Linked DNA regions of Homo sapiens: region 2 is linked to region 1. A link is an interaction called in ENCODE POLR2A ChIA-PET data of the cell type or tissue named here. Cell type or tissue: GM12878. All regions are shown on one strand. Links, peaks and the distances in the headings refer to the core of each region. The heading gives the core; the rest is flanking DNA. Region 1 holds the start of LOC124903473 (a long non-coding RNA gene). Region 2 holds the start of LOC112268152 (a long non-coding RNA gene).

Region 1 (16,949 bases), core at 6,346-11,345:
CCTACTGAGCTCAGGCAATCTGCCCGCCTCAGCCTCCCAAAGTGCTAGGATTACAGGCATGAGCCACCGCGCCTGGCCCTGATATTAATTTTCTAAGGCTTTCATAATGCTTGGGAATAGGGGTTCTAGAATCAGCCTGGGTTCTGCCACTTACTAGCCATGTGACTTCAGGCAAGTCACTCTGCCCCTCAGAGCAACTGGCTGGTTTTCTTACGAACACATTAACTCATTTCATCCTTACAAAAACCCTGTGAGATAGGTATCATTACACCCATTTTATAGTTAAGAAAACTGAGACACAGAGCAGTTACTGACTCGCCCATAGTCACATGGCTAGGAAAGTGGGGGAGAACATTTCACTCCAGGCAGTCTGGCTTCGGAGTCTGTGCTCAATTACATGCCAAGCAGCCTCCCATATGTAAAGCACTCAGAACAGTGCCTGGTACATGGTGTTTACTGGTGTCCTTATTATTAGGGAGAGGGGATAAGGGTCTAGACTTGGGGAATGGCACAAAAAAAGAAGGAAAACCCCAAGCAGCAGCCTGTTCTCATGTCATAAGAACTCTAACTCAAGCCACAACCTGAAACAACCAGTCTGGCCAGGGCCAACTGGTCTATAAAGTTGTTTTATAGACCCCTACAAGAAAGGATGTCAGGGGAAGGGAGATCTGGAAGGTCCAGCCCTCACCTCCCCAGCAGCAGGGCAGACCTGCTGGCCAGCATGTCTCATTTCCACCCAGGAGGCAGGCAGGGAGCCTGAAGAGGCAGGTGAGGATACCTCTGCCAGTTTAGGGAAGAGAAATGATTCTGGGAGTGTCTCAACAGCCGGAGCATGGGCCTCTCAGGTGTCTGGGTCTTGTCAGGCAGGCAGACACCAAAGCTGTGGGCCCTGATCGCATTCCATCCATGTCAGGGAACTCTGCTTGTCTGTTCTCATGGTGCACCCTCTCTATCCACACCCAGCAAAGTGATGCTCAGTCTGGGCACTTCTCTTTCAATGCCTCTATAGCCAGGGCAAAGCTGCCCTGTGCAGTAGGTACCACCTACTGAGCCTGGTACCTACCACCTTTCCCATGAATGCTGAACTTGGCCAGCATGCAGAGAGTACTGGTTTCTAGAAACTAGGGAATTCTAGCTTTCCTCAAGGAGGGTAGAAGGGCCGTGAGAACAATTTGGTAAAAGTCCTAATTCCAATATCTAACCTGCTCTTCAGAGTCTAAGAACGGGTATCCCAATGAGGAGAGAAGAGAGGCCTTCCTGTGGCCTGTACCACTGCAATGCTACCTAACTGCCAGGCCAAGAATCTCCAAAGGTAGCCTGGGCAGAGCAAGGCTGTCCAGAGCTATACGGGCCCTGTTCTTGGGAATGCTCCTCGGCTTGGGGCACAGACTACGGGAGTTCTCACTTCTGAAAGCCCCCTACCTTCCAGTTAGCAGCCAGACCCCAAGGGAGACCCCTGCTCAGATCAACAGCCCAACCTCCTGGGATGCCATGTCTCCGAGACTCCCCAGTACATCTTGGGCCCAGGAAGCCTCACCTGCTGCAAAAGGCATTTTGTATGGGCAGCCGCCACAGGTAGTGCCAGCGTGGGTAACAGACAGGGGCAACACTCCGCAGATGCTGTAGCCATTCACTCCAGTGTCCTCGCTAGAGCAGTAGCGAGAGGAGCCCCAGGGAGGGTGCTGGAAAGGGGTGCCTGAGGGCACTGAGCTCGGAGCTAAGAGGAGCCCCTCCTCGTGAGGTGCAGCCACTGGGGACAGCTTGCCCTCAGGAAGCATGGGGCAGGGCGAGTAGCCCCCACACTGCAGCCCCTCTTGGCCACAGTACAGGTAGAAGCTGCCTAGTGCAGTGAGCTCAGGCCCAACACACAGGCCATTGTAGTCGGCGGGGTTGCCAGGCATCGGCAGCGGCGACAGCTGAGGTGTGGGGAAAGAGGGCTGATGCAGTTCCTGCTTAGGGGCAGGTGACTCCTCGCCTGGGCGCCCAGGCTCCGGCTTCAGAGCCGCCTGTCCACCCATCAGCAGGGGCAGGTGAGGGCGCAGCCCCAAAGGGCTCTCCAGAGCCTTGCTCAGGGGCTGATGAGATGGCTGGACGGATGGCCCACAAGGAGTTGCAGATGGCCATGGTTCATCAGGGCAGCCTTGCCAGCCAGGTGGGCCTGCAGCCTCCCCAGAGCTGGCCCCCTGCCAAGCCTTGGGATAGTTCTTGCCATTGACCTTGGGCCACTTTGGCCTCGGGGCCTTGGGTGCTGGGGGCTCAGTGGAGCGCCCATCTACTTCTGCATGGGCACGAGGCAGCCGCAGGGGTAGCTCCCGCTCCTGGCTCAGTTTTAGGAAAGCAGCTGCGTTCAGGCTAGCCAGTCTCTTGGGAGCTGGGTCTCCATCTCGGCGGGGACCTTCATCGGGTGCTGGCTCTGGAGACAGGTCCCGACTTCCTCCTCCAAGGTCCCCCAGCCGGGGCCGCTTCTTGGAGGAGGACCAGCCCCCAGTAGCACGATCACGGTCACGGCTGCGGTGGGGATCCCCTGCTCGACTGCGGCGGGTGCCTGCCAGGCTGCTGGTGTCCTCTCGCTCCAGCAGCAGGTTATTGAGAGCTTCAGCATTGAGGGAGGCCAGGCGCCGCTTGCGGGGCTGGGCAAGGCCAGGGTCTTCACTGGATGGGGCCGGGCTGGGGGGCTTGGGCAGGTCAGGCGGTAGCTCATCAGCCTCATCTGCACTCCGGGGACCGGCCACATTCTCCAGGCGAGTCAGCAGCACTTTGCAGGCCTTGGGCTTCTCAGGAACCAATGGGCGCTTACGAAGTGGGTAATTCTTGCGGCGCCCTGTGAGGTGACCTGGGCTCTCGGGCATGCCTGGCTCCACACCCTCAACCCCCTGCTCCATGTTGCTGTCTTCCATCTGCAGGGGCTCTCGGCGGCCAGTGAGGCCCGAACTCAGCATGGGAAGGGACTTTCTCCGAGTGTGTGTCATGGAGTACTTCCAACCTGCAGGACAGAAGGTGGGCAATGAGAGAAGCCCTCTCTGGCCTGCTCCTGCCTGCTTTCTCTCCCACTGCAGCCTACCCAGCCCCAGGTGCAGTGATCCTGGCCTACAACTACCCTGTCTCCAGTATGGATTTTCCTGGGACTCCCTTTCCAGAGTGTGAAGGGGCAGTGGAATCAAGCTACCAGCAGCTGTGCAAGGACTGGTTCCTCCTCTTTCCTTTTAGCCTAGGGTATCTCTGAACTAAGCCCCTGAAGAGCCTAGGGAGCAAGGCAGACCCCAGGGACAGGGGATAGGAGGAGCTGGTGGCAAAGCTCTTTGTTCTCTCCCCCTGTCCTTCTCTCACTAGATATTCATCACAGGATAGGAAGAGGCTCTGAAGACAGAGCCTCCCAAGATGGGGGACTGGGTGGTAGAAGTCCATTTATTCTTTCTTCTTTTTTTCTTTTTTTGAGAGACGGAGTCTCGCTGGAGTGCATTGGTGAGATCTTGGCTCACTGCAAGCTCCGCCTCCCAGGTTCACGCCATTCTCCTGCCTCAGCCTCTCGGGTAGCTGGGACTACAGGTGCCCGCCACCACGCCCCGCTAAATTTTCTTTTGTATTTTTAGTAGAGAGGGGGTTTCACCGTGTTAGCCAGGGTGGTCTCGATCTCCTGACCTCGTGATCTGCCCGCCTCGGCCTCCCACAGTGCTGGGATTACAGGCGTGAGCCACTGCCCCCGGCCAGGAGTCCATCTATTCTTCCAAAAGTATAACCAAGGCATTAACAATCCCCTCCCCAAACGCAGGGCTTCTGAGGTTGGCCACAGGAGGACAAGAAGACAGACAGTGAAGAGCTGAGATGGGGACCCTGCCTGCTGGGCCATGAAGGCAAAGTTCAGTCTCTGAGGACTCCTCCCCTGGCATATAAAGCAAGACTGCCACAACCTGGGTCTAGCTGGAAAAGCTCTATCAAGGGTGAAGGCCTGGCTTTGAGGGGCCCATGGTGGAGAGGTCTCAGCTTTGAGGGGCCCATGGTGGAGAGGTCTCAGCTTTGAGGGGCCCATGGTGGAGAAGTCTCATTTGAACTTTGGTTCAAATTCCAGGCAAGAGCAGCCCAAAGGGTGCCAGTACCCAGGGCAAGGGTAACAGTAAGGCCAGGATCAGCATATTCCTGGGGGTAGAGAAAACCCAGGGACGGTGCGTAGACCTGCCATACAGCTTTAAACCCCTGAAGGCCACAAACAGTTGGGAAAAGAAAGTATCAAAGAGAAGCACTAACACAGGAGACAAATGAGCTGCCTTGTTAGTCGTGCTCGGTTCTCCCTCTTTGTAGGCAGGGGCAGGATGCAAGGAGGTGGGGGAAGCCCAGAGCCCCTGACAGAAAATGCATATGACCAGGCATCATCCCCTAACTTTGCTTGGCAAAACACTCCAACATACACCTGCGGCAGCCTGGGCCCCAGTTCTGAGTGAGAGGCCAGAGCTGGCTGTGCACTGGAAGCTGGCATGGCCAAGACAATGAAGAACTGCAGAGGGCGGTGGTCAGAGACTACGGAGCTGTTCACTTCCTACCATTCAACCCAAAGCACAGGGGCTGGCAAGTAAGGTGCCAGACAAGTTCTGTCCCTCACCAGGTACTCCTGCAACCCATCCCCACCCAGCGGGCCCAGGTTTTTCAGCTTAATTTCCCCACTGCTATTGCTGTTCACACTCATTCTACAGAGGAACTGAGAGCAGTCCCTGCTGTGCCAGGATTTAACCCTGAAAGTCTCAAGCCTGAGGGCTCCCAGGGATTCCTGAATCTTTCCCTGTTAGCTCCCATGGCCTTGGGCCAGTGGGTGGGGTCACTGGACACCTCCTCTCCAGAGATATGCTGCATTAATTGAGAAAGAGTGCTCAGAAAACCAGGCTGAGGGTGGTGTGGGCAACCTTCACCCCTGAGAAAGGACACGGAAAACTGGAAAGGAGAGGCAGCGTGCCAGGCTTTGCTCTGGCCACGTGCGGGGACTTGCCACTGCTCAGAGACCAGGCCCCGGGCAAGACAGAGTCACAGAAGGCAAACCCATTCATTCCTGAAGCACAGGTGGAGAGCTCCTAAAAAATCCCAGGCATCTGCTAGGCTCCGTAAGTCTCTTTCCTGCTTCTAATCAGGGTGACCACCCGTCCCTGTCTGCTCAGCAGGCTTATTGGCAATGCCGGGCGTGGTGGCTCATGCCCATAATCCCCACACTTTGAGAGGCCCAGGCGGATGGATCATGATGTCAGGAGATCAAGACCATCCTGGCTAATACAGTGAAACCCTGTCTCTAATAAAAATACAAAAAAAAAAATTTAGCCAGGCGTGCTGGCATGAGCCCGTAGTCCCAGCTACTTGGGAGGCTGAAGCAGGAGAATCACTTGAACCCAGGAGGTGGAGGTTGCAGTGAGCCAAGATCGTGCCACTGCACTCCAGCCTGGGCAACAGAGTGAGACTCCATCTCAAAACAACAACAACAACAACAACATCATCCCATTTCTTATAACCCACAGGCCCTTCTCTCATATCCAGGCACCCCTGTGCTGGAGGTGGAGGAGCATGCAACGAGAAGCAGCAGAAGCACATCAGTATCTCCTAGGGAGCCCAGGTCCAGCCCTCCCCAACTCCCAAATGGCCTGGAGATGATGGATAAGTGAACAGACCATGCATTTGAGCACGGGCCAAAGCCCCTCAACAGGCCCCAAGTTACCAGAGGGGCTAGGCCTGGGAACGGCTGGGAGCCAAGGTGGAGATCACCTGGGCTTGTCGTCTTTGAGGATAAGGACACAGTACAGAGTAAGGAGAAGGCGGCTGGGAAAGACAGCACAGGGAGGTGCTGTCAGGCCTGGCTACTGGAAGCGTTCTTAGCAGGGGGATGATTGGCCACCCCTGACCTCCAGCTGGCTGGGAGACTGGCTGCATGGGCAGATGGTCCTCAGATCTTTGGATAGTTGTCCCCACTCAGTCTTCCCCTCTCAACACACAGAAGTCCCAAGCAGAGAGAGGTGGGAAGGGAGTCAGTGCCTTGACTACACAGCTTCCACTTTCAGGAGTCTGAGCCCAGAACCTTTGAGAATCTGTTCCCTGTGGACTAATCTTGCTCTTTAACCTCTCATTCAGCTTTCCAGTCCCTCAGGGACACCCACTACTCCCCTGGGGGGTAGGGTGCTGACGATCCCAGGAAGCGTCTGAATCACAGGGTGCGAGTCACATTTCCAAATCCAGCAGAACAGCCTCCTGCTAGACTCCCTAAAATCTGCCAAATCCCCTGTCACTCGCTAAAAACACCCAAGGCCATCAAAAGCACGTCGCAAAATAGCTCCTAGCTTTCCTGTGGTGCAAAGTCCAGCCACTCGGCATCTTAAGGAGAGGCTGGGGTCTCTGCTGCCTGCCTCTCGCTGCACTCCATTCTGGGGAGAGCATGTGTGAGTCATGCTTTGAAGTCAGATGAAGAAACAAGAAGCTCGGCTGCAACTTTTTCCCTGGGGTGGGGCTGGGTGGAGGGGCTACAAGCCTGCCAGGGCCCCTCCAAACCACAAGGGATGGCCCAGCTACAGGGCTGGTTGGGGAGAGGGGATCCCAGCAAAGTGGTAGGCTTGGTTCCCCTCTCCCAGCCCCACCAATCCTCCTGCTGCCCCTCCCAATTACGCACTATCCACCCAGAAACTTTCAACCACTGCTAGGGCACAAGGTGCGCTGGGTTCTCTCAGCACTATCCCCTCCTCTCTGGGAAGCTCTGTCCTCCCAGACACGGGTGGTCCATGCCCTCTTGGGAAGGTCTCTAGGAGGGATTCCCAGGACACTTTCCTGACACTAAAAGATGTCAAGAAAGCTCTCACTGGAGAAAACCAGTCTGATTGTCTCCAGCTCTGACACAGCTGCCAGGAAGGATAGTGGCTGGCTGGTGGACATCCAGGCCAAAGACCCAGAGAACCACAGGTTGAATCCCAAATCCTCAGAAGTGTACTCTAAAGACAGTAAACAGGCCACCTTCACCTCAGGGGCATCAGGATCTCAAAATCGAGGGGGAGGTCAGGCCCAGCTAAACTGTCATAGTAGGGTCTGAGTGTAGTCATCTCCACAGAAGCAGAAAGGGACAGACAGATGCCCTGCTCTGGCCCTCAAGCTGCAGCAGCACCATACAGCAACCCCACCAGCACAAGCAGAGCACAACCAAGGTGCTTCATGCCGGGCTGAAGGTTCAAGGGAGAGTCAGAGGCCCAGGGGAGCACGGGGTGCTGGCACTGCTCTGGGGAAACAAGGGTGAGGGCCTGGAAGGGCAGGTCACAGCCCAGATCACTCCCACAAGCAGAGGCTGCCTGGGGCAGGAAGTGGCCCTCAGTTGTGGTTGCTGCTCTCCCCTTACCCACCCAGCTCTGGGTTGCACCCCGCACACCATCCTGAGGGTTTCAGGACTACACTTTAAATTTTGCTTTTCAGGCTTCTTTGGTTTTTCTTTTTTGTTGTTTTTTGTTTTTGTCTGAGACAGGGTCTTGCTTTGTTGCTCAGGCTGGAGTGCAGTGGCGCAATCATGGATCATGGTAGCCTCGAACTCCCAGACTCAAGTGATCCTTCCACCTCAGCCTCCCCAGTAACTGAGACTATAAGCGCGTGACACCATGCCCAGGTAATTTGGTAGAGACAGGCTGCAGGGGGTTGGGGGGGGCCGGGGGTAGAGGGCCTCACTATGTTGTCCAGGCTGGTCTCAAACTCCTAGGCTCACGTAATCCTTCCACCTTGGCCTCCCACAGTGCTGGGATTACAGGCATGAGCCACCATACCTAGCCCGGTTTATTTTTAATGAGAGGGAGGGATTCAGGGGAGCCTTAGATAAGGGTAGATCAGGTCATCTGGGTGAGGGCTGGGAAGGACCCTGCCCCATTAGAAGCCACCTCCTTCCAATTACAGCTAAAACCACAACTGGAGCTGAGTTAAGCATTGTCCTCCTCTGCATTCTCTCTTGGAATAACCCCTCCCATCCATGAAAGGAATAAAACACTTGTCATGAGCACTGAATTTCTTGAATCTTCTATCAGAGAAGAAATGTGGCAAGAGCACAAAACTAGGCTCCTTTTCACTTAAAGTTAGTTGCTGTTACTTTATGGAGAAACAGGTGAAGCTGCTGAAATTCTTATGGTAAAGCCAGGTAAAGACACAGCTGGTAGTGAATCTCTTAAAGAGCTGGTACAGCAGAAAGAACCAAAGCATTGAGTCAGACCTAGATTTAAATGCTCTGTCCCTCCTGAGCAATGTATTTAGCTTTTCCAAACTCCAGATCCCTCATCTAAGATGGATATACCAAAAAGAGTCTTCCTTAGGAGCGGTGGTAAGCAGAGGCAGGCAGGCCAACCTCCCCCATCCTTCCAACCCGACAGAGGAGGGCAGCTGGCCCTGGCTGGCCATTCCCCACAGCAGGAGCCCGGGACAGATTCCTCCTACCCCAGTGAGAAATCTGAAAACCCAAGCTTGCACCTGAACTTTGCTCTGCCACTATTCCACTAAAAACACCTAAGTGCCCACCCCAAGGAAAGATAATGATGATGACACTCCTTTTCCCTTGCAGGACCCAGTGTGGGGTGAGTTGTGGGGGGTTCAGTTTACAACTCAGCAAGAGGGCCGGGTGTAGTCATCTCCATAGAAGCAGAAAGGGACAGACAGATGCCCTGCTCTGGCCCTCAAGCTGCAGCAGCACCATACAGCAACCCCACCAGCACGAGCAGAGCACAACCAAGGTGCTTCACGCCGGGCTGAAGGTTCAAGGGAGAGTCAGAGGCCCAGGGGAGCACGGGGTGCTGGCACTGCTCTGGGGAAACAAGGGTGAGGGCCTGGAAGGGCAGGTCACAGCCCAGATCACTCCCACAAGCAGAGGCTGCCTGGGACAGGAAGTGGCCCTCAGTTGTGGGCCACAACTGAGCAAGAGGGCCGGGGCAGAAACTATCCCAACAGACCCTGAACAACAGCTCTGTGTCTCTGAGAAATACTCAACTCTACAGTGAAAGGCCAAGTTCCTCAGATGCTAACGGCAGGGCTAGACCCACAACGTGAGGTCAGAAGGTGTGCGTCCTGCCTGTCTGTGCCACCTGAATGAGGCTTCAGTGGAGGCACCCATGCAGAGCAGAAGTCTCAGCTCCACAGCACAAAGTTGCAAGGAGCACTGTCCTCAAAGAGAGAGAGAGAGCAGGGGCCTCAGCCACCAGCCCTGCCTCCTCAGTGCCCATACAGCCTCACTTGCTGCGGGCACTCAATTCATTCTGTAACCAGACTGGGAGCCTAAAAACACCTGGGCAAGAAGCACGAAGTGCAGCTGAAAGGAATTGGCCTGATCCATCTGGACACAGGCTTGCTTTTAGACTGCCCTCGGGTCTGGTGGCAGGGGCTGAGGACAAGAGAAACAAGAGTATACCTCTCATATCTAGAAGTTGCTATACAACACACAGATCCCTGAGTGAGGAGAGTGGGCAGAGAGCATTGTGTTTTAATCATACCAGTGTTCTGCCTTACGAACTTTAACCTGACAAATTAGAAGGTAATCACATGCAATAAAAAACTAGTCTTTAGAGGCTTTCTTAAAAGGCACATGTCCCTACTTTAGGCAACGTGCCTTCCCCCAGCTTCTTCCCAGTACACAACTCATGTGTGCATAAGGTAGACCTGCATCCACAGGTGCTAGCCCAGCTAAGCCTGCCCCTCATTCTCAGGCACACAGCACCTCTTGTGACCTTTGCCCATTCAGCCAACATTTGCTGGCCCCCCCACAGCAGAGGGAGACCCATGTGGGGCTGGAAGCCACTTCATGCCACTGCTAATCCTGTGTGGCCTTAGTCAATGGCTTGAACTCTGAGTCTTGGTTTCCTTGTCTACACAGCAAGGTTGCTGTGAGGATTAAGTTAAAGAAGAATGTGTGTAAAGTGCCTAGCAGAGTTCCTGGAATACAGCAGGTTCTCAATACAAGCTCATTTGTTTTCTCTTTCCCCTACAAGCACCAGACTAAGTGCTGGAAAAAAATGCAAAAGACTAAGAGTTGGAGCATGGGCTAGCAGGAAGACAGAACAAGATAGTGTGACAAGGGCTATAATGGACTGCTCAGAGCTTGGCTGAGGGGTCCCCCCAAGGCAGCTTCTCAGAGGGTACATATGAGCCAGGCATTTAGACACTTACTGAGGGCCTACTTTATGCCACGTGTACCGTGGGAACAAAAGCCCAGTAGGGAGTGGGCAGCACTCTGAGAAATTCATTTCATAAATGTTTGGATGCAGGAAAGGGTGACAAACAAAAGCTAAAGTTTTTTTTTTTTTTTTTTTTTTTTTTTGAGATGGAGTTTATGCTCTTGTTGCCCAGGCTGGAGTGCAATGGCGTGATCTCGGCTCACTGCAACCTCCGCCTCCTGGGTTCAAGTGATTCTCCTGCCTCAGCAGGAGTATCCCGAGTAGCTGGGATTACAGTCACCCACCACCACGCCCAGCTAATTTTTGTATTTTTAGCAGAGACGGGTTTTCACCATGTTGGCCAGGCTGGTCTCAAACTCCTGACCTCAAGGGATCTGCCTGCCTCGGATTCCCAAAGTGTTAGGATTACAAATGTGAGCCACTGAGCCCGGCCCAAAAGCTAAAGTCTTAAAGCAGGAAACAAATGCAACTTTTCCCAGACTCGCCCCTATTAGCTCCATGTAGGATGACTCCAGGCAGGGGTTGGGGGGCACCCCTTAACTCTGGGCTAAGGCTCCCTCAGACCCTCCCATCCAGATGCCATACTGCCCAGGATCAGCCAGAGGCAAACCTACACCTGCAGCAAAACCCATTTGCTCTGAGCAGCTAACAATGTGGGAGAAATAAAACAGGAATAAAACAGGGGACAGGGCACCCCAAAGCTCAGCAACAGGCCTCAGCAGAACCAGGGAAAACCTTGTGCTACTGATGCACCATTCTTCAAAAAACATGAACAGCTCACCAGCCTTCTCCAAGCACCTGCCCAGGAATGGCAAAGAACGAGTGTTGGTTCAACCACCAGGACATTACATGGACCAACAACTTAGATTTCTAAAATGGCTTGCCAAGACTACAGGTGCTAGCTCTAGTCCTGAACAGAAACTAGCCAGCCAGGCCAAGATGGAGCTCTGCCTCCAGCCTCCTCAGCAGAGCACTAACCTCCTGAATGAACCAGCTGTGAGGAACAAGATCCAAGACCAGGCCTCCCCCACACTCCACTAGCAGGAGCAGAATCGCAAGGCAGATCGTATCAGAGTTATGGGCACCCTACCCAAATATCACTCACTTAACTAGTTAAGTGGCTAGTGCCACCTCCAATAGGATGCCAGCCCTATGGGGACAGGTAGGCTCTGCCTTCCTTAACAGTAAATCCCACCCACATGACTTAATAAGAGCTTGGTAAGAATAAATGAAGATCTGGCTGTCCACCTGCCCCACCCTGTGTAAAATCTTTATCCTAGACTTAGAGCACCACTTGGAGCTCAAGACAAGAGCCCTCTGACCTCCAAACTCTCCTCCATCCCCAGGAGTCCACTGTGCATCTTCAATTTAATCCACAGTGCAACAAGGTTACAATAGGAAATCTCTTGTATTTTCATGGCACAACCCTCCTTCATTACCATCAATTTTCATTTTCTTTTTTTTTTTTTTTTTTGAGACAGGGTCTTGCTCTGTCACCCAGGCTGCAGTAGTAGGGCAGTGGCACAATTATAGCTCACTGTAGCCTCGAATTCCTGGGCTCAAACAATCCTCCTACCTCAGCCTCCCGAGTAGTTGGGACTACAGGCCTACACCACCATGCCTGGCTAATTTTTAAATTTATTTTTATTTTTGTAGAGACAAGGTCTCACTATGTTGCCCAGGCTGGTCTCAAAGTCCTAGCCTCAAGTGATCCTCCCATTTCAGCATCCCAAAGTGCTGGGATTACAGGCATGAGTCACCATGCCTGGCCTCATCCTCCTCCTTCTCTCTCCCAAGTTGCCCAGCTACCTCTGGAAAGCATTCCACTGGCTGTGGCTGCCCCTAAACCATTAAGCAAGTGAATGTAGTACTACAGACACTTGTATCAAGACAAAGAATGTCACAGATAGGTGAAATCAGGAGCAAAGAACTAAAGTTAGCATTATCAGTCCCCAGACACCCTAAGTGTGCAGGGTTGGAAATTTCTGATTCACTGCAGAGGTGACTACTGTAAAAGGATGGTCAATGTTTGTCAAGCACTCACTATGCACCTGGCAAGGTCCTAAGCACACTACATTCACTATCTCATTTATCTTCCCAACAGCCTTATGAGCTAGTTGTTACCATTTCATCCTAACAAGGAAAAAAAACAGGTACAAAGAGTTAAAAGGAAGGCTGGGCGCGGTGGCTCACGCCTGTAATCCCAGCACTTTGGGAGGCCGAGGTGGGTGGATCACCTGAGGTTGGGAGTTCAAGGCCAGCCTGACCAACATGGAGAAAATACAAAAATTAGCCGTCTCTACTAAAAATACAAAAATTAGCTGGGCGTGGTGGCACATACCTGTAATCCCAGCTACCTGGAAGGCAGAGGTTGCGATGAGCCGAGATCACACCACTGCACTCCAGCCTGGGCAACAAGAGTGAACCTCCGTCTCAAAAAAAAAAAAAAAAAGAGTTAAAAGGAGATGCTGGGTGGGCGTGGTGGCTCACACCTGTAACCTAGAATTCCTGTGCTGTGGGAGGCCAGGAGTTAAAAGACCAGCCTGGGCAATACAGTGAGACCCTGTCTCTACAAAAATAAAAAATTAGTCGGGCATGGTGGTGTGTGCCTGTAGTCCCAGCTACTTAGGAGGCTGAGGTGGGAGGATCACTTGAGCCCGGTAGGTGGAAGCTGTAATGAACCATGATCATGCCATTGTACTCTGGACTCGGTGACAGAGCTGGCTCTTAAAAAATAAAAAGTTGCTAGGATTGAGGACAGAGGTGAGCCATCCTGGCATCTACACCAAGGCCCACACTTCCTGCACTGCAACACACTGCCTCTACTTAGGGCATCACAGGATGGCTGCTGGATCACAGACCAAGATGCAAGATAACTTGCACGTTCAGTTTTATTTTTCTGTGCTTTAATTATTGGCATTACCACACATTATTAGTTTTCCCACCACAGAGGAACTGAAGATGTACTCCAATTAAATGGCATCTATGGGCTAGAACGTAAATACAATTAAAAAAATTTTTTTTGAAAGAAACTTTTTTTTTTTTTTGAGATGGAGTCTTGCTCTGTCATCCAGGCTAGAGTGCAGTGGCGCAATCTCGGCTCACTGCAACCTCCACCTCCCAGGTTCAAGCGATTCTCCTGCCTCAGCCTCCTGAGTTGCTGGGACTACAGGCGCATACCACCATGCCCGGCTAATTTTTGTATTTTTAGTAGAGACAGGGTTTCACCATGTTGGCCAGGATGGTCTCGATCTCCTGACCTCGTGATCCGCCTGCCTCCCAAAGTGCTGGGATTATAGGCGTGAGCCACCGCACCTGGCCGAAACAAACATTTTATATCCTAGAAAAGGGTGACATGCTAAGAAGTCTGGGCTAAATAAATAAATGAATAAATGAGAGAGCTTCAAAGATACGTTGTCCTGATTTTATAGTAAATCCAGAAAAAGGTAACCCCCAACCATGCATCTACCCAATACCTCTTGTCTCAGGTGAAATTCCCTGCCTCCAGCCCAGACTGCAATGAAGACTAAAAACTGGTCATCATGCTCTAAACTGTCATCTTAACATGCAAAGACATATTAACTGCCCCTTGTCTACCTCCCTCTGGGCCAAATAAATTCAAGTCCTTTCAATTTCTCTGGAAATCATCTCTCAGTTATTCAATCATTTTTATTTTTATTTATTTATTTATTTATTTATTTATTTATTTATTTATTTATTTATTTATTCTGGAGACAGAGTCTTGCTCTGTCGCCCAGACTGGAGTGCACTGGCGCGATCTGCAACCTCTGTCTCCTGGGTTCAAACAATTCTCCTGTCTCAGCCTCCTGAGTAGCTGGAATTACAGGTGTATGCTACCAGACCCGGCTCATTTTTGTATTTTTAGTAGAGACGGGGTTTCAGCATGTTGGCCAGGGTGGTCTTGAACTCCTGACCTCAAGTGATCCACCCGCCTCAGCCTCCCAAAGTGCTGGGATTAAAGGTGTGAGCCACGGCACCTGGCCTCAATCATTTTTATAATTCTTTTTTACATTCTAGCCAATGTGGAAACCCCTCCAGGCACAAAGCAGGAGACACCCCTCACTACTGAGGAAGGCCCTGCTGGCCCTGACTATGGTGGAAACGTGACTTCACCCCTCCTTCTGGCATACTTGTTAGGATCTCCTGGCATCAAGCGGCACCCTAATAATACCTTTCCCACGATTTCTACATAGGTCCTCTAAAAAACAGTAATTCACCTTTAAACCACCTGGCCACATGAGAATGTGATTAACAATTATTCCTAAACATTGTGGACAGGTAACCAGAGTTGGAAAAGGGTCTGTGTGGGCTGCCCCTCTCCACTGCACGCAGGAAGCTGAAAAAGCTGCACTGATGGAGGCTAGGAGTCCCCAAAAGGCATTGGAGATGGAATAAAAGTAGGAGCCATCAACAGCACTCCAGGTGAGATCCCTGGGGTCAAGAGAACGGCAGAAAGACAGGTCCCATCCTCCTTACCCAAAGACAGGAGGTCAAAGCACCTCTTTTCCCCAAACCCACTGGAAAAGGAACACATGCAAGAAAAAATATTGAGACCCAAGTTCCTGCCTGACATTGGTAACAAGACTAAGAAATCACCTGTTTTTTTTCATTCAGCTAACTTGGTCATAGTGCTTAGAAATAAGTTCCCAATTCAAATCAGCGAGGCTGAGAGACAAACCCCTTTTTTTCTCCTGGTGGATTGGGCCTGCAGAGGATCTTAAAAGACAATGTTATTTTTTTGTGTTGGGGGGACACTGAGTCAAGTGAATAACCATCCTTGCAGGTGTTTCCCACTGGGAAAAATGAAATCTGATGACCCCACTCCCACCCACAGGGACACAACACAAAGTCCTGGATGTGACTGTACTCCAGGGCCTGCTTACCAAGTCACCTGGGGCAGGACACCAACACCCCTGTTGGAACCCCAGGGCTGGGCCGGTGTTCAGTGAGGGTGCTTGTCAGGCCGTCTGGCCCTGAGCAGACCACGTGCAGCCTCACTGCTGCTGGTGCTCTTTCTCCTCCTCCTTTTTAGCCATTTTACTGATCATTAGTGGCAGTACCAGGAGGTGGGCAGGGGAACATAAAGGAGCTGAAATTCAAACCAGCCCATTTTACACCACTTAGGTGCCTCCCATAAAACCGGGCAAGATTTCATCATCCAAGAACTCCCTGTCCTCTGTCCTGTGGAGGTCTAAGCAGCCTGAGGGGTCAGGAGCTACACCATCTCCAGACCCCAGGATCAGGAGCCTCTATCTCTAATTATCATGAGCTCTTGACTGCGCATGGTATTTTCTGTCACTTCAGGGTTAACAGGCATTTCCAGCCATGAGCTGGCCCATCAAGTCAACGCCAGGAAACCTGCAGAGTGGGAGTGCTGGGGCTGCCCTCAGAACCGAAGCACACTCTCCTTGTCCCTCCAAAGTCCCCAGCACAATGGCAAGTTCACAAAGGAAGTGAGCCTTGCCAGACTGTGCTAGCAAATTCCCATAAATACTTGGGTCGGGGTAGTACTGCTTATGTAAAATGCTTCCCCATTGAGAGATGCTGCTTTATTTACATTCTTCACAACCCATTCATAAAAAGGAGGCCCTTTAATGTCGGGGCTGTTCGTATAATGCTCCATAAACTCGGCAGCTTCGCCTGGCAGCCTTAGTTCAACACAGGCTACTTCTCAACTCCAGAGACTTTTTTTCCTTAAGGTTTTTATTCTCCTTAATGACTCACCTTGCGACAGGGTGCTGAGGCCAGATGTTGCCGGAGCAAGGCCAAGAGGAATAAGAACAGATAAAATGAAAACACACAAGTCCTCCTGGATGCTGGAACAGAGAGGTGAGGAGGAATGAAAATAATTTTGAGAATTCCCCATAGAACTCCAATTTGAAGTATGTATGCTAGGAGGCTGAATTCCTTCCAGGTTTACTAAAACTTCCTTTCTGGATGTCAAATGTGCCCCAACTTATACCTCTAACCAGAGAAGGTGTGAAAGGGTTGTTTTTTTTTTTTTTTTTTTTACCCAAAAGGAGCTCTCTCTAGTTTTTAATTTGCACCGGGGATGAATAAATAAACAGAAATTTTCTCTGTTTCTTGATATAAGTGTTCCAGGGGCTGCTGGCTCCAGAAGGGGCACAATTTGCTCAGAGTGAAGAAACTCAGGCAATCCCCAGAAAGAGAGGAAGGACTGTGTTCTAGGACACACAGCAAACACAGCTAAAGGAGCTGAGAAGAGAGCCCAGGAGATGCATTCTGAGGTAGCTTTTCTCCTGCTACAGTAGAAGGAGGAGAGAAGTAGTAGGGATTTTTTTTTTAATTGACGGGGGAGCGGTCTGCATTGCCATGGCAACTGTGAGGGGTGGCCTTCCCGCGTAGAAGGGAAATGCTGGTCCATTAATCATCAAACTGGGGCACAAAAGGGAGGTTTGGGGGAAAGGGGATGGATGCAGAATATATTTTTTCACTATCTGGCCTCTAACCAGTCACCAGTCCTCTTTCCCGTTTCCCCCATGGTCCAGGGTTGATGGTGAACCAAAACAGAAGCCTGAGAGAGCAGGGATTGTAGCTTTCCTTTATGAGGGGTCCAATGTGGGGCTGATTGTGCCTCTTATGTTGGTGATGCCCCCATAAACACCTCTTCCAAACCAGCCCCAAAAGTCCCATCTATGGGCCAGACCCAGGAGTATTTTTCTTTTCTGTGCTCAGAATTGTGTTTTCTCCCTCATTTGCACCCGGTTTGAGAAGAGATAAAACATGGATTCATTTAGCATGAACAACAAGGAAAACTGCATA
Region 2 (15,578 bases), core at 5,484-10,483, 140 kb after region 1:
TGCCTCTGGGCTTGGGGAGAATGGTTCCCGGCGGCCCCCAGCGCGGAGGGCTTCAACGACTCCCGGGCGCCGCCGCCGTTTCCTCTTCGTCCTCGTCCGGCCCCCGAGGCCGCTCGAGCGGCCCGGCCGGGGGGCTGTCCGCAGGGGGCTCCGGAGGCGCCGGTCGCGCCGCCTGCAGTGGGGGAACGTCGCGCGGCGCCTCGCGGCGGGACGACCCAGTGGTGTTGGGCCCCGCCGCCGCCGCCCCCGAAGTCCCAGACGGGCCAGTGGCGTTGGAGCCGCCGGGGGGCGGGCCAGCGGCTCCCCCCGAGGTCCCGGCGCCCACCGGCTGCCAGATGAGGCTGTAGTAGACGGCGAGCACGATGGCGGCCAGCGACACGGAGAGCACGTAGGCGAACACGGTGGCGAGCCGGACCCACTTCTTGTTGGTCTTGGCCGCCATCTTCGCCTTCTTGTCCCCGGTGTAGGTGGCCGGCTTGCCCCGCTCGGCCGGGGCCGCGTCGCGCTCCTTCATGGGGGGGCCCCGGCCTTTGCCCCGGTGCTCCACGGCCCCGGCTGGAGGGGGCCTGGCGGCCTGCAAGGACTGGGCAGGGGGCGGCCCGGCGCCCTCGGTTCCCGGCGGCCCCGCGCTCCGCCGCCGCTCCTCACGCCGCCCGCCCGCAGCCCGCCACCGCGTTGCTGCAGCCGCCGCCGGGGCCTGGACCAGTCACCGCCGCCAGCGCCGCCGCCGCCGCCGGCCCGTCAGCTGCTTCCCCGCCGCCGCCACAGCCACAGCCGCCACAGCCGCCACAGCCGCCCGGCTCCGCGTCCCCATCCGCCGCCACGCCGCCGCGCGCTCCGCCGCCGCCTGCCCGGCCGCCGGCCGCCTGGTCTCCAGTGGCCGCGCGGACCGCGCGCTCCGCTCCAGCCCGGCTCCCCCGCCTCGCGCGCCGGCAACAGGGGGCGGGGAGAGCGCTGCTGGGGGCTGCCCCTTAAAAGGGCGACGCCGGGGTCCGGAAGTGCCGCGAGGGGAGGCGGCGGCTGCCGGGAGCCGCGAGCCCCGCCGGGACGCCCCGTTAAGAGAGAGTTAAGGGAGGCTGGCTCTTAAACGGGCGACGTCACCGCGACCCCTGGTGGGCTGGCGCGGCGTAGAGTGGAGCCCCGGGCACTTCTTTAAAAGGGGGAACGGCGTTGTGCGAGGCGGAGTGCGGAGCTAGAAGGGGGCGGTCGGAGCGCGAGCTGTCAACTCTGGCGCCTCCCCGCTCCGCCCCGAGGCTCCGAAGTGACAGGTGGAATAGCAGCCTGGGCTTCGGACTCCAGGCCTAGGTTTATCCTCTGGGAGGGGACGGTAAGAGGGATAGGGAAGATACCACGTTCCAGCTCTCAGCTTGCTCCCCGCACCGCGTACCCCCTGGGTGGGTCTCCCAGGCCCATTCACAGCTAAAGAACCTGGTTGACGCCAGGGGTAGGCGGTTCTGGCACCTGGAGCGCTCACTGGGGCCGCAGCTGGTTGTGTTCCTTCCACCCAGTCCAGGCTGGGCTTCGGAGCTCTACTGAAGTCGTCGCAATTGCGTACCCCAGCCCGCCTCACCCCGCCAACCCTGAGCCTCCGGGACAGAGCCACGGACTGAGCTGTTCTCCAGACTCGCTTGCCACCTTAGTCCCAAAGTTCGCCGCAGGTCGCTGGTCCCGCTTTTTGGGTCTTCCAATTCCTGGTTTTGGCCTGGATTTGGACCCAAGGAGCTGCACTGAACCTGAGGAGTTTAACTCTCAGGACTCCTAGAGCGTTTTCACTCTCAGATCCCCTCCAGACCTCAAGGCTTGGGCGGTTGTCCCCTCCCCACTTTCCCATGTGAGGTTTGTCTTCTTTGGCTCCAGGCCAGGCGCCAGGCAGTGGGCTCTGTGCCTGGTCTTTGGACCCCCTAGGTGCTAACAACCCTTCATGCTCAGACTCTCCCTTGCGGCTTTACTTGTGCCCTCCCCCTCCTTCCGCTCTCTGCTCTCCCTGCCTTCTCTCCTCCCCATTCCCTCTCTATAAGGCTTTCCAGAATTCTGGTTCCCTCCTCCTTGGATGCTACTTCCTGTGTTCCCAGAACTGGGCATATGGACTGCCTGGGTGTCTGAATGAGTGAGGGAGACTTGTCTGGGCGTGTGTTGGGGAACAGAACTGTGGTTCTGATGGGGTTCTGTGGGTGAACCCTCCCTCAAGCCCCTGCAAGTGTGAGCCTGACCTGGCTTCTACCCTGTGGGGCAGGATCCCCTCTGCCCTTCTCACTTCCCCCCCTCCTCCAGGAATCTTTGGCTTCCAGAGGACCCCCCTTACACACACACACACACACACACACACACACACACACACACACGAGGAAGCCCTCCCAAAACAGCTGCCTTGCCCACCTCAGCAGCACAGAAGTCAAGTGGCTACCAGAACTGAGTGTGCTAGTGGACTGCTGGAACCACAGGCCTCTAACCCAGCCTCAGTCTCATTCCTGATCCAGGCCCAGGTGTGGGGCTGCCACTAGTAATGGCTAGCCAGATGCTATTTCAAGGAAAAAGCTGTTTTTTTTACTTTCTGAGAAATTTCAAGGATATTGGTAGTGTGGAGTGTTTATGGCCTTTTGTGGGTTGATGGGGAAGAAATAACTCACTCCTCCACCCTGCTCCTAGGTCAGCCAGGGCAGCCTGTTGACTTAAAATTCCTGAATTGTCGCCGGGTGCGGTGGCTCACGCCTATAATCCCAGCTTTGGGAGGCCGAGGCGGGCGGATCACGAGGTCAGGAGATTGAGACCATCCTGGCTAACATGGTGAAACCCCGTCTCTACTAAAAATACAAAAAAATTAGCAGGGCGTGTTGGCAGGTGCCTGTAGTCCCAGCTACTCGTAGTCCCAGCTACTCGGGAGGCTGAGGCAGGAGAATGGCGTGAACCCGGGAGGCGGAGCTTGCAGTGAGCCAAGATGGCGCCACTGCACTCCAGCCTGGGCAACAGAGCCAGACTCCGTCTCAAAAAAAAAAAAAAAAACAATTCTTGAATTGTCTCTGGAAGTTGTCCTCTCTTCTCTCCCCTGCTCTAGGGCCTTCCTGGCAGGACATATCATACAATTATTCCATGATGAATTATTCTTAAAGATTCCAGGTTGAGGCCAATACAAAGCTTCCTTCAGTCCCCTTTCGTGAATGCACTCCATATTGCTTCTCCATATTTCTGTTGCAAATTAAATGCCTTTCTTCTTGCTTGGTTCTTAGTGGAGTGGGAAAACAGCATGTCACTCTTCTGTACCAAAGAATAATATACTTGAAGCCTTTATTCAATTCCTCTCACTCTGTCTTTTCTAAACGAAACAGTGCCAGATTCTTTAACCTGTCATCAGTAATCCCTATTTATTGTCTGGATTTACATAGTGTCTTTTACCCCAGGAACTAAGAATGCTTTCAGATATAATTGAGCCTGATCTCCCCGGTGCCTGAGCCATTAAGAAACCATTAGTGTTCTCCTGTTGCAGAAAACTAAATGGCCCCCTAGTGGCCTGAAAGTGAATATGCCTCCCCCCACTAAGAACAGGCAGGGATCAGAGAAATCAGAGAATCAAGGCAGCTTGGGGACAGAATGGGCCCCAAAAGTCATCTTTTGTGAATACCCCTGTGGGCCCTAGAGCCTCCTCCACAAAATCCCTGGGGAGCACTCAGCAGCGTCAGCCCAAAGACCATCTGGGATGGTGGCATACCTTACTGTCTGCTCCCTGAGGCAGCCCTTTTTGGCTTTGGAAAGTTCTGACCAATTATGACAATAACAGTGCCCTTAGAATGTGCTAGGCACTATACCAAGCCTTTACATTCCTTGTCTTATTTGTCTCCCAATGACCTATCAGGTAGTACTGTTTATCTTCATTTCATAGATGAAGTCCCTGCCTCAGAAAGGGCCAGGAACTTGCTCAAGGTCACATAGTCCTAATGCCTTGGAATTCAAAAGCCCTGATGGAATTCAGACCTCTGACTCCAGGGCATTAAGCTCTTGATCCTGGTTCTGCTCTGTCTCATAGGCAAAGCTAGACTTTGTCTCTATAGTGGATATTGGGGGTTACTACCCGGGTCAGCCTCAGGAGGGAGGTGCTCATTCTTCCAATTGTCAGGAGTGTTGGCTATGATGGCTCAGCTGCAACTGTCACTGGGACTTGCCTTCTGACACCAAAGGAAGCTGCCTCTCTGTCCTGGCCTACAAGCCCAATACATAGAGCCAGATCACAATAAAGCCCAGTCAGAGATGTGCAGGGGCCCACTAGGGAAGAAGGCTAGACCATGAAGTAGTTGCGGAAGTAGCCAGTATATACTGGCAGGATCCAGGAGCGAATGTATAGGCTAGATCAAGGTGGGGTGTGGTGCCACACATTAAGTTGAACAAGGGATACTTCGTTGTTATAGGAGTATTCTCCTGTGAATCAGGATGTGATATCCTGACAAGGATCCTGGGAGACAGGAGGAAGGCAATGGCCACCAGAGTGTAATGGAAATGCCAGAACTACCACAGCAGAATGTGGAAGAAGGGTTCAAAAGCTCACAGAAATGGGTATATTCTATGTAAGGCCAGAAACCACTTAAGTTCTGCAGGAAGGCCCAGAGGATACTCTAGTTACCAAAGCAACAAGGAACACACTGGTGAGAGCGGTACCAGCATCCCTGAGAAGCTGAGTTTGGACTGTCCTCTGTAAGCCATGCCTGACAGCAAGAGGCCATTCCAGAACTGGCTCCAGATAGCAGTGGGGATGATAGGACCATGAAATCATAGAAGCTAGACAGCACAACTGTTGTAATAAGCAGCAAGTTGGAGTGGCAGTGGGGGCAGTCCTGGCCAGTAGAGGACCATGGTTGAAGATGGTTGATAGCATAGCATCCCTGGAGCAAGCTAGCTAGGCAGCCAGTAACAGTACTGCTCTATCTATACCAGTGATTCTCAAATGTTTTAGTTTCAGGATCCCTTTACACTCTTAAATATTGAGGTCTCTAAGCCTGATGTGGTGGCTCGCACCTATAATCCCAACTACTTGGAAGGCTGAAGCAGAAGGATCACTTGACCCCAGGAGTTCAAGATCAGCCCGGGCAAAATAGTGAGACCTCATCTCTACAAAAAAAAAAGTTGAAAATTAGCTAGGCAGGGTGGCACATGCCTGTAGTCCCAATTACTCGAGAGGCTGAGGCAGGAGGCTCGCTTGACCTCCGGAGTTTGAGACGGCACTAAGCCATGATCATGCTACTGCACTCTAGTCTGGGTGACAGAGTGAGACCTAGTCTCTAAATATATATATATGTATGTATATATGAGAGAGAGAGGTATCTAAAGGGATTTTGTTTATGTGGGTTATAGCTATTTTTATTTGACATATTAGAAATAAGACCAAGGGTTTTGCAAAATATTTATTAATTTGTCTAAAGAATAATAAGCCCCACTACATGTTAACATAGATAATATATATTTTATTTATTTATTTATTTATTTATTTTCCAAGACAGAGTCTCACTCTGTTGCCCAGGCTGGAGTGCAGTGGCATGATCTCGGCTCACTGCAACCTCCGCCTCCCAGGTTCAAGCAGTTCTCCTGCCTCAGCTTCCCGAGTAGCTGGGATTACAGGTGCATGCCACCACACTCGGCTAATTTTTGTATTTTTAGTAGAGACAGGGTTTCACCATGTTGGCCAGGCTGGTCTCGAACTCCTGACCTTGTGATCCACCCGCCTCGGCCTCCCAAAGTGCTGAGATTACAGGCGTGAGCCACTGCACCTGGGCAGATAATATATTTTTATGACAAAAAATAATGAAAAGAGTGGCTTTGCTTTGTAAATTTGCAAATCTCTGGAATGTAGAAGACAACTGGATCCTCATATCCACTTTTTTTTTTTTTTTTTTTTTTTTTTAGACAGGATCTCACTTTGTCACAAGGCTGGAGTGTAAGTGGCGTGATCTCAGTTCACTGCAACCTCCACTTCCCAGGTTCAAGCAATTCTCCCACCTCTGCCTCCCAAGTAGCTTGGGACTTCGGATGCACACCACCATGCCTGGCTAATTTTTGTATTTTTTTGTAGAGACAGGGTTTTGCCATTTTGCCAGACTGGTCTCAAACTCCTGAGCTCAAGTGATCCACCTGCCTTGGCCTCCCAAAATGCTGGGATTACAGGCATGAGCCAACATGCCTGGCATCTCATATCTGCATCTACATTTAATCTGCTGGCAATTTGTTGTTATGGTTAAAATATATGAGGAAAATCCAGCCTCATATAGACATGTAGTTGGAAAAGAGAGGAACATTTTAACAGCCTTTTCAGATAATTGTGGCTGTTTTTCTTTGATGCTACACCAAAACCCAACAAGCAGTATTTTCTTAAATGGTGGTTGAAATGTAGACTATAAAACTATATCAGTGAACTTTTTTTGTGCTCAATTACATTAAAGTCCATTGATCTAACTTGCCCTTTGAATGGCACTTTTACCCATGCATGATTTTATAATATCCCACGTTGATCATTTGGAAAATATTGGTTCACTGAATTAAACATATCTTTGCAATATTGATACATTTCATTATATAATAGAAAAAATCACATTTGATAATATTATAAAAAGTTTAAGTATCAGGAATCTAGGAAGCTCATGATAGTGCATACATGTTTTCTAAAATTCTAGTTTTTACTTGAAAACTCAAATTTTGTAATTGGTAACAAACACTATCAGTTATTTTTTTCTCAAAGTGACAGGCTCACTTGGTTCAAATGTGAGAAAACATCTGCCAAATAGCCAAGTCTGCATAGCCATGGTTTTTCAGTTCTTCTTTCAAGTAAAACTGGTGTTCCATGAAAAGAGCAGCTAATTGAGCTCACGACCCAATCGCAAAAGTACTTTTCCCCAAGAGAACCGTTATACTTCCATATGCAGTAGAGTACTTTCATTTAATCACATGGAATATTAAAAAGACATCTATTTAAGGGTCATAACTTCATACAATTTAACAATTGATATCGTTTTGTTAAAGATATTCTAAAGTAAAACGACTTTTCTCCCTTCCTTTTTTTTTTCTTTTCTTTCCTCTTTCTTTCTGCAATGAACTACTAGTTCAGTTTGGTGTCACTGCCTTGGTTGTTTAAGGTGCCAGAAGTTTTACCCACCATTGCTTTAGCACCATCAGTGCAAACGACAACACAGTTAAAAAGGTAAATAACATGTTAGTATTATTATGAAAGCAATTTTGACCTTGTGAAACCCCTGAAGTGATCTCAGGGACCCCAAGGGGTCTGGAGACCACACACTGAGAATTGCTGAGCTGTACAATTAAAATAAATCAAGGATGAAAGACCAGGAGGTTGATGGCAGCTGCTCCAATAAAAAGTCACAATATCTTGTTTGGTTTCCAGTCCCAATTCAATTTTCAGTTCAGGTTCCCAGGGGAAAGGTTTCTGCAATACTATAGCAATACAGTAATGATTTCCCCACTACTTCCCTAAAGGGAACTATGCCGTTTACCTGGGTAACTGTACACTGGGGATAGTAGAATAGTCAAACGCTTTAAGGTCTGCTGGATGCAGTGTCTGCATTGACATTGATACCTGACTGGGAACTGAATCATCAGCATGGCCCCTGGTAAAGCGGCCTGAGGTAAAATTGTCTACAGGCTCATGAGCTATAGGCAAATGGTTTGACTGGTTGGTTAGAGGGCTAGAAAGAGAAATACTGGAAGACTGGGAACAAGAAGGTCTTGGGAAGAGATATGTGGCTTTATCTATTTGAGTGAGCACCAAGTGTGAGTATCTTTATTTTTTATTTTTTGAGACAGGGTCTTGCTCTGTTGCCCAGGCTGGAGTGCAGTGGTACGATCATGGCTCACTGCAGCCTCGACCTCCGGGGCTCAAGTGATCTCCTACCTCAGACCCTGGAGTAGCTGGTACTACAGGCACACACCACCACACGAGGCTAATTTTTTTTTGTAGAGATAGGTCTCACTATTGAAGATCTTTATATTGCATGTTAATACTCATCAGAGAGCACCTGCCACAGGGGAGACTGCATAATCAAGTAGATAGAATGATGTGGAATTGATGTTAGCTTGCCTCTGTCATTGACCACCCCATGCCAGCACAATGGGCACATGAATAAAGTGGCCATGGTGGCATAGATGGAGGTGACACGTGTCGCATGTGTGTGGTGGCAGGGGTGGCTCAACAGAATGGGCTCCCACTCACCAAGGCCAATTACCTATTGTCACTGCTAAAAGTCCAACCTGCCAGCAACTGATACCAGCCACGCAGTACCAAGCTGGCTACCTTGGACCTGTTCCACTCCAGAAGGGTGAGGGACTCATCTTGACCTGAATTGCCATATATTCTGGATATGGATTTGTCTTTTCTGCTCAAAGGCCACTCTCTGGGGGCTAAAAGAGTGTTTGATTCACTGACGTGGGATCTCACATACCATTGCAGAAGACCAAGAGTCCCACTTTAAGGATAGAATGGGCACATGATCATGGGATCTTTTAGGCCTATTACATACTTCACCATCCAGAAGCTGAATAGAGCTGGTGGAATGATAGAACAGCCTTTAGAAGCACAGCTGAAATACCATGTTAGAGATGATGGGACACCGTGCTCCAGGATGAGGTATGCATCCTAATCAATAACTGTTATATATGGTGCTATGTGTCAACGTGTAGAATAGAGGTTTAGGAAACTAGGGGTAGAAGTAGGAATGACTCCACTTACCATCACTCCCAGTGACCTTTCTGGAGGAATTTGTGGTTCCCATTCCTGCAGTTCCAAGCTCTCCAGGTTCAGAGAATCTGGTTCCCAGAGGGGGAGCACTTCCACCAGGGACAGAACAAGAACCCCATAAACTTAAGTATGGCTGCTTTCTGTTCGTCAGACTCTTTGTGCCAAGAAACCAGCAGGAAAGAAGAGGAGTCACTTCCTGGAAGGGGCAACTGACCCCCATCCTTTGGGAGAGATAGGGCTGCTGTTACATAAGGGGGTCAGGAAAGAATATGTTTGGCACCCAGGTGATCCACTGGGGTGTCTGTTGGTATGCCCAATTTTGGTGGAAGGTGGACACATCAGCAGCATGGTCTGAAGGCCATGGTGATTGGTGATTGGTTACCCCGACAGGCAAGCCACCTACACCAGCAGAGGTGCAAGTTGAAGGTAAAAAGAATCTAGAATGAGTGACAGAGAAGGGGAATGATGAACATCAATTGTGTCACCAAGACTAGTTGCAGTAGTGGGGGCTATAGTTTCTCCATTTAATTCTTGTAAGTTTCCCAGAATCCAGGAGGAGCTATTCCCAGGTAGAGTGAACTTACCACATAAATCAAGTAGGTCTGGGCTATGCCTGGGGGTACTGTCTCGGTTGCTGTGGTGCACCACCCAGATACTGCTTTTAGGACCAAGGAGCTTATCCCTGAAGTTGCCAGAAGTGTTGGCTGCCAATGGCTCACACATGAGTCTCTCCCTTGGCATTTCCTTCAGCTGCTAAAGGGAGCTGTCTTGCTGGACTTCACAACCCTTCCCTAGGGGTCATCTGCCAAGTCAATGTGGAATTCAAAGGTACAGCCCTCTTATCCAAGTTGGGGCTAACTCTACGGGGCCAGCTCAACCCCAGGGCTTCCTGTGGAAGCATTCTGTATTGTGACTGCATTGTTCACCAATTTCTTCCTCTGGCTTGATTCTGATTCTTTCACTAGTTCACAGATGTTATCTCTGAAAGCACCCCCAATAAACTTCCTACAAGAAAATCTCTATCTCGGCATGTTTCCTGAGAAACCTGACCTAAGACAGTCTCCTAAGATTCTAACTTTAAAAAAATATGTACTTAAATTTTTTTTGAGAGAGAGTCTCGCTCTGTCGCACAGGCTGAAGTGCAGTGGCACAATCTTGGGTCACTGCAACCTCCGCCTCCCGGGTTCAAGCAATTCTCCTGACTCAGCCTCCTGAGTAGCTGGGACTACAGGCATGTGCCACTGCGCCTGGCTAATTTTTATATTTTTAGTAGAGATGGGGTTTCACCATGTTGGCCAGGTGGGACTTGAGCTCCTGGCCTCAGATGGTCTGCCCCCCTCAGCCCCCCAAAGTGCTGAGATTACAGGCGTGAGCCACCGCACCTGGCCTAGATTCTAACTTTTGGGACCTCAGAGAACAAGACTCATCCATGTGAAGTTGGGCCTCCTGGCCACCTGTGTCTTCTATAAAGTGGTTCTCTTCAGAGTGTTGCCTGCATCCTGGCTGCTTTCCACCAAATATCCTTCAACTTATGACCTTCCCTGCAACAAAGCAACCTAAACTGAATTCCTCAAGTATTTTGGGTGTGGTCTGTTGTGCTGAGAATGAGAATGGGACTGATTGTTCCTTGGTTCAAAAGCCCTGGATGCATCTTGGAATGAGGGGGGATACTCTTTAGAAACTCAAACTCCTGGCTGGGCGCAGTGACTCATGCCTATAATCCCAACACTTTGGGAGGCCAAGGCACGAGGATTGCTTGAGCCCATGAGCTTGAGACCAGCCTGGGTAGCAGAGTGAAACCTGTCTCTAAAAAAAAATAAAAGAAATGCAAACTCCTCACCTTCCTTTCCCTCTCTCATCTCATCCCAGATCACGATTCAGAGGGTCTTGGTACAGCAAGGAATATGCAGTGTTACCAGAGCTTTGCAGGTGGTTCTGGTGTGATATCAAGATGGAGAACCACAGGGCTCAGTACCCGACTTCAGTTCGGCAGCCTGAGTCTGCCCGTTTTTATTGGCAGCTCTGTCATTTGACTCAGATGGAGCTGGCTGTCAGCGAAAACCCTCAGTTTTATTCACACATGCTTCTGCTAAGCTGCCACTTCCCCACCCTGTCCTTGTACAGTCGGTGTCTTGGCACCAAGCCCAGATCTCTCAGTTAAGCCCTGTTCATTTCACCTTGGGAGGTTTAGGCCAGTGCTCCAATAGGTTAGAATGTTTTTGGATCCTGAGTCTGTCTTCCAACATATTCCTGTCTTCGCTGGCTCCTTGCTATTCGCAAAGTTGAGGGGCTTGTTCTCTGTGGCTTTGCCCAGGTCCTGATAAAAAGGTGGATCAGATGCCAAGTTTGGTGGTACATGCCCATAATCCCAGCTACTGGAGAGGGTGAGGTGGGAGGATTGCTTGAGCCCAGGAGTTCAAGACCAGCCTGGGCAACAGGGTGAGATTACATCGTATATTAAAAAAAAAAAAAAAAAAAAAAACTCTCTCTTGGCATCCTCGTGAAAGTGACATTGTCTTTAAACCCTGCGTGGCAATCCCTGATGCACTGCCGTGATGCCCAGGGAAGACAGGATGACCTGGAAGTCCAACTACTTCAAGATCATCCAGCTTTTGGATGATTATCCAAAATGTTTCATCGTGGGAGCAGCAATGTGGGCTCCAAGCAGACGCAGCAGATCTGCATGTCCCTCTGAGAGAAGGCCGTGGTGCTGATGGACAAGAACACCATGATGCTCACGGCCATCTGAGGGCACCTGGAAAACAACCCAGCTCTGGAGAAACTGCTGCCTCATATCTGGGGGAATGTGGGCTTTGCATTCACCAAGGAGGACCTCACTGAAATCAAGGACATGTTGCTGGCTAGTAAGGTGCCAGCTGCCACCTGTGCTGGTCCCATTGCCCCATGTGAAGTCACTGTGCCAGCCCAGAACACTGGTCTGGGGCCAGAGAAAACCTCCTTTTTCCAGGCTTTAGGAATCACCACTAAAATCTCCAGGGGCACCATTGAAATCCTGAGTGATGTGCAGCTGATCAAGACTGGAGACAAAGTGGGAGCCAACAAAGCCACGCTGCTGAACACGCCGAGCATTTCTCCCTCCTCCTTTGCGCTGGTCATCCAGCAGGCATCTGACAATGGCAGCATCTACAACCCTGAAGTGCTTGACATCACAGAGGAAACTTCCTTCTTGCTTCCTGAAGGTTGTCCGCGATGTTGCCAGTGTCTGTCTGCAGACTGGCTACCCACCTGTTGCATCAGTACCCCATTCTATCATCAGTGGGTACAAATGAGCCCTGGCTCTGTGGAGACTGATTATACCTTCCCACTTGCTGGAAAGGTCAAGGCCTTCTTGGCTGATCCATCTGCATTTGTGGCTATTGCCTCTGTGGCTGTTGCCACCACGGCTGCTCCCGCTGCTGCAGCCCCAGCTAAGGTTGAAGCCAAGGAAGAGGTGGAGGAGCTGGGTGAGGATATGGGATTTGGTCTCTTTGACTAATCATCAAAAAACAACCAACTCAGCCAGCTTTATTTACAAAACAAGGAAATAAAGGCTTAACTTCTAAAAAAAAAAAAAAAGGTTGGACCAGGACAGGAGTAAGAACAGAAGCAATTGATCAATACTGATGACCTTCCCTATATGCAATGCACCGTGCCCACCTAGAGGAGGACATCATATAATTTATTTCTATCACACTTATTAAAACTGGCCCATTTCACAGAGGGATTGACAGAGGCAGAGGAGTGATTGTGCCCAAGAATGTCACACTGGGATGAGAGCTAAGCCTCTCCTGCCACCTACAGCTCTCATCTCTAGGTTTGTTGTCTCTCAGAGGAAAGGCAAGAGAGAAAAGTGACAAGATTGGCCCTTCCAAGTGGAAAGAGATTTTTAGAGCTGGAAGGATTCTTAGAAATGATCAAAAGTTTGACAGATTCAAGGGCTCAGGTAACTTGCTAAGATCACAGAACAAACCTTTGCTCCAGTGGGGACTAAACTCTGGGTTTCTTGAAGATGGACACAGGTAAATTTGATCCAAAATAGCACTTCAAAGAGAAACATACATGGACTGATTGTTTTCCACTTTTTTTTTTTTGAGATGGAGTCTCGTTCTGTCACCCAGGCTGGAGGCAATGGTGTGAACTTGGCTCACTGCAACCTCTGCCTCCCAGTTCCAGCTATTCTCCTGCCTTAGCCACCTGAGTAATTGGGATTACAGGTGTGTGCCACCATGTCTGGCTCATTTTTGTATTTTTGGTAGAGACGGGGTTTCACCATGATGGTCAGGCTGATCTTGAGCTCCTGACTTCGTGACCCACCCGCCTCGGCCTCCCAAAGTGCTGGGATTACAGGCGTGAGCCACCATGCCCAGTTTGTTTTCCACTTCTAAGTCCCAGATGGTTCCTTGTCGGGTTATAGAGGGGCTTGGAATGGGAAGACAAGCAACATCTTCCTCCTGGGCATCTACAGGAAACTTGATTGCCTCTCTCCTCCCTAAGGGATCAGTGTTGGCTACCCAGCCTTGCCCATGCCTCCACTTCTGCTTAGCTCTCAGTACACAGAGGGTGGCTGAAGCTGGGGCCACAGAGGGACACACAGCTGGGCAGCTCAGCACTCTCATCTGTGCCTCATCAGCTGGGGGGCTGTGGTGGCATGAAGCTGGTGGGAGGCTGGCACTTGCCCATGATTGGAGCCCTTGTGCTCATCACTTCATGAGTTCAGGCCGCTTGGGAACAGCTTGCTTCAAGTCCACAGACAGGAGCAACCCTAACTCAGTCTGCCCTGCAAAGGTGGGTACAGCCCCTGATCCACACGAACTGCTGGAAGAAAAATCCAAAGAGAAAGTCAGTGAAGACGTTTGTAGAAAGAACTGTTGAAGAAGGAATAAGAAACTGCCATTTTTCCTGTCAGTGTCTGCTAATAAGTAATAATAAAATAACAATGATAACTCATAATGATAATGATAGTATTATTGAGCTCATGTGTAGGCACTGTATTAAGTACCATTCATTATATTCTTTAATCCTTGCAACATCCCCATGAGGCATTATTATCCCCATTTTACAGGTGAGAAGGCTGAGGCCCAAGAAGGTTAAGTATCACAAGATAAACCAGCTAGTAAGTGGCTGGGTTCCTAGAGTGGTGAGTGTGGCTCCCTTTGCCAGACTGGGAAACAGACACCATAAGAGCCATCTTCCCTCCAAAAGAGGGCCAGCCCTTGACCAAGATGGACAACAGGGTTCCACACTCCTGAAACCCACTGCTTCAACCATCATGGCATCAGATAAGAAACCGACCTAGTCTGATCCTCTTATTTGGCTGGCAGCTGTGGCACCTGAAGGTCTGAGTTCAACTTCTGCCATTAAACTTCTCTGATGAGCAAACTGGGAAACCAATGCATGGGGCTCCCACATAGCACTGGCAAGTGAACAAATGAACTTGGGACATATGTGCTGGGGTCCAGGTCACAAGCATGTCCCTTGTGGGAGGCAACATTTGGTTGAATATAAGTTCTTACCACATTCTATGGCCCAAGGCTCCCACTTGCCAAACTCTCTGGCATAGGTGTTCCCGTGGGTCACAAATGACAGACCCAACCGCAACTTCCAGGACATGCATGCTTTGAGTGCACCCAGCAGGGGGCATCCTTGCCCTTCCACTGCCCACCCTGGAGGGGTGAGACTGGCCCACTGCAGGGTTGCCCTCTACCCAGCTCAGCCCAGGAGCCCAAGGCCACATTTCCCAAACGGGGCATTCATGTAACTACCCTGATTTTCTCTACTATTATTTACATAACATTTTTCTTTGTCAACACAAATTTTCAAACCTAAATGTATTTTTAAAAGCAAAAAGCTCTTTGATGAAGATTTTCCGCTCTCCTGACTGCCTGGATTTTCTGCATTTTTGGAGCTAGCTTTGCAGGAGGTCAGGATGTGAGCAGGAGAGTACAGGCCCCCACTGAAGCTACAGTTGTGGTCCCAAGAACAGTGCAGGCAGTGACATCACTGAGTAAAGATGGGCAAGGCTTTGTTCTGTGGATTCGGAGCTGGAGATGGAAAGGAACAGAGTGAGGAGCCCTGAAATCCTGAAATGAGGAGAGGAGGCTGTCCCTTTCCTCCTCAGGCTGAGGGGGAGGAATGGACTGGTCTCTCCAGGCCCAAAGTGGAGAGGGGGCTGATGGCTACAGGACAGATGAAAGGGAGGGACTTGGGTGCCGGGACCAGGGCAGCCGCAGGTGACAGGTGCAGGGGCTTTGGGAAGGGACAGGGATTTCCCTTGCAAAATCCATTCAAACAGATATCGAGGGAACCTGATCCCAGGGAGGAACCCAGAACAGCATGGGCTGCCAGAGGGGCCCCCAGAAGGGCCCCAGACTGGAGGGAGGGAGAGAGGAGAGATGACGCTAAGGGACTGGGGGAAACGAGGAAGAAGAGTCCTCTGAATTGTTACCATTTCCAGAGGCTTGGTCAGGCCCTGCTCCGGCTCCATCCCCCGGCCCTAGAATTGCTCTTCTGCAGATTATTTCTGTGCTGGGAATTCCCTTAGCTCCAGCCTCCACTGGGCAGTTTATTATCTTAATTCCGCATGAAGAGTGTCCTCCCTCACCCTCCACCCTGCCCTGGACCAGACCTCCAGCCGCGACAATTCTAGGGCCTGGGTGAGGGTCTTACCGTTGTTGGGGGTATGCAAAGCCCCATGGGGGGGTGACCCAGGGCAAAAGGCCAGGCCCCAGAGGGGAAGGAAGTCTTGGGTAGAGCTCCCTGCCTCCCAGGCTGGGCTAAGAAGGGCGATAAGAGGAGCAGATTAGGCAAGAGGAAGTGGGCTGGGCTGAGCTGGACTGGTGCTGAACTCCCTGGG

The links. Peaks named below come from ENCODE experiments on the same cell type or tissue, not always from the same donor. Only the 100,000 strongest peaks of a DNase experiment are listed, where the experiment ranks them.
Region 2: POLR2A ChIA-PET joins it to region 1 with 5 read pairs; 10 of 35 experiments call an interaction of 5 or more read pairs at or near these places.

What each region holds. Positions count from the first base shown.
Region 1 is chr15:40,444,485-40,461,433 of GRCh38, reverse strand. It overlaps BAHD1 (bromo adjacent homology domain containing 1), which reads right to left. Exons shown (of 7, transcript NM_014952.5): 2 at 1,538-2,983. The coding sequence starts at 2,969. It overlaps LOC124903473 (a long non-coding RNA gene), which reads left to right and starts at 7,564. Exons shown (of 2, transcript XR_007064598.1): 1 at 7,564-7,606; 2 at 7,888-7,987. RefSeq lists enhancers at 8,524-8,573, 8,604-8,953, 15,137-15,638. In GM12878, for the core only: no CTCF peak of the experiment used is centred there; a DNase peak (open chromatin) is centred at 9,047; H3K27ac peaks cover 1,163 bases.
Region 2 is chr15:40,308,992-40,324,569 of GRCh38, reverse strand. LOC112268152 (a long non-coding RNA gene) reads left to right here and starts at 927. Exons shown (of 3, transcript XR_002957721.2): 1 at 927-1,327; 2 at 7,077-7,174; 3 at 13,788-14,533. INAFM2 (InaF motif containing 2) reads right to left here and starts at 878. Exons shown (of 1, transcript NM_001301268.2): 1 at 1-878. The coding sequence starts at 514. The coding sequence ends at 53. It also overlaps the pseudogene RPLP0P10. RefSeq lists silencers at 171-400, 411-490, 821-1,190, 14,302-14,505 and an enhancer at 3,201-3,718. In GM12878, for the core only: no CTCF peak of the experiment used is centred there; no DNase peak of the experiment used is centred there; H3K27me3 peaks cover 266 bases.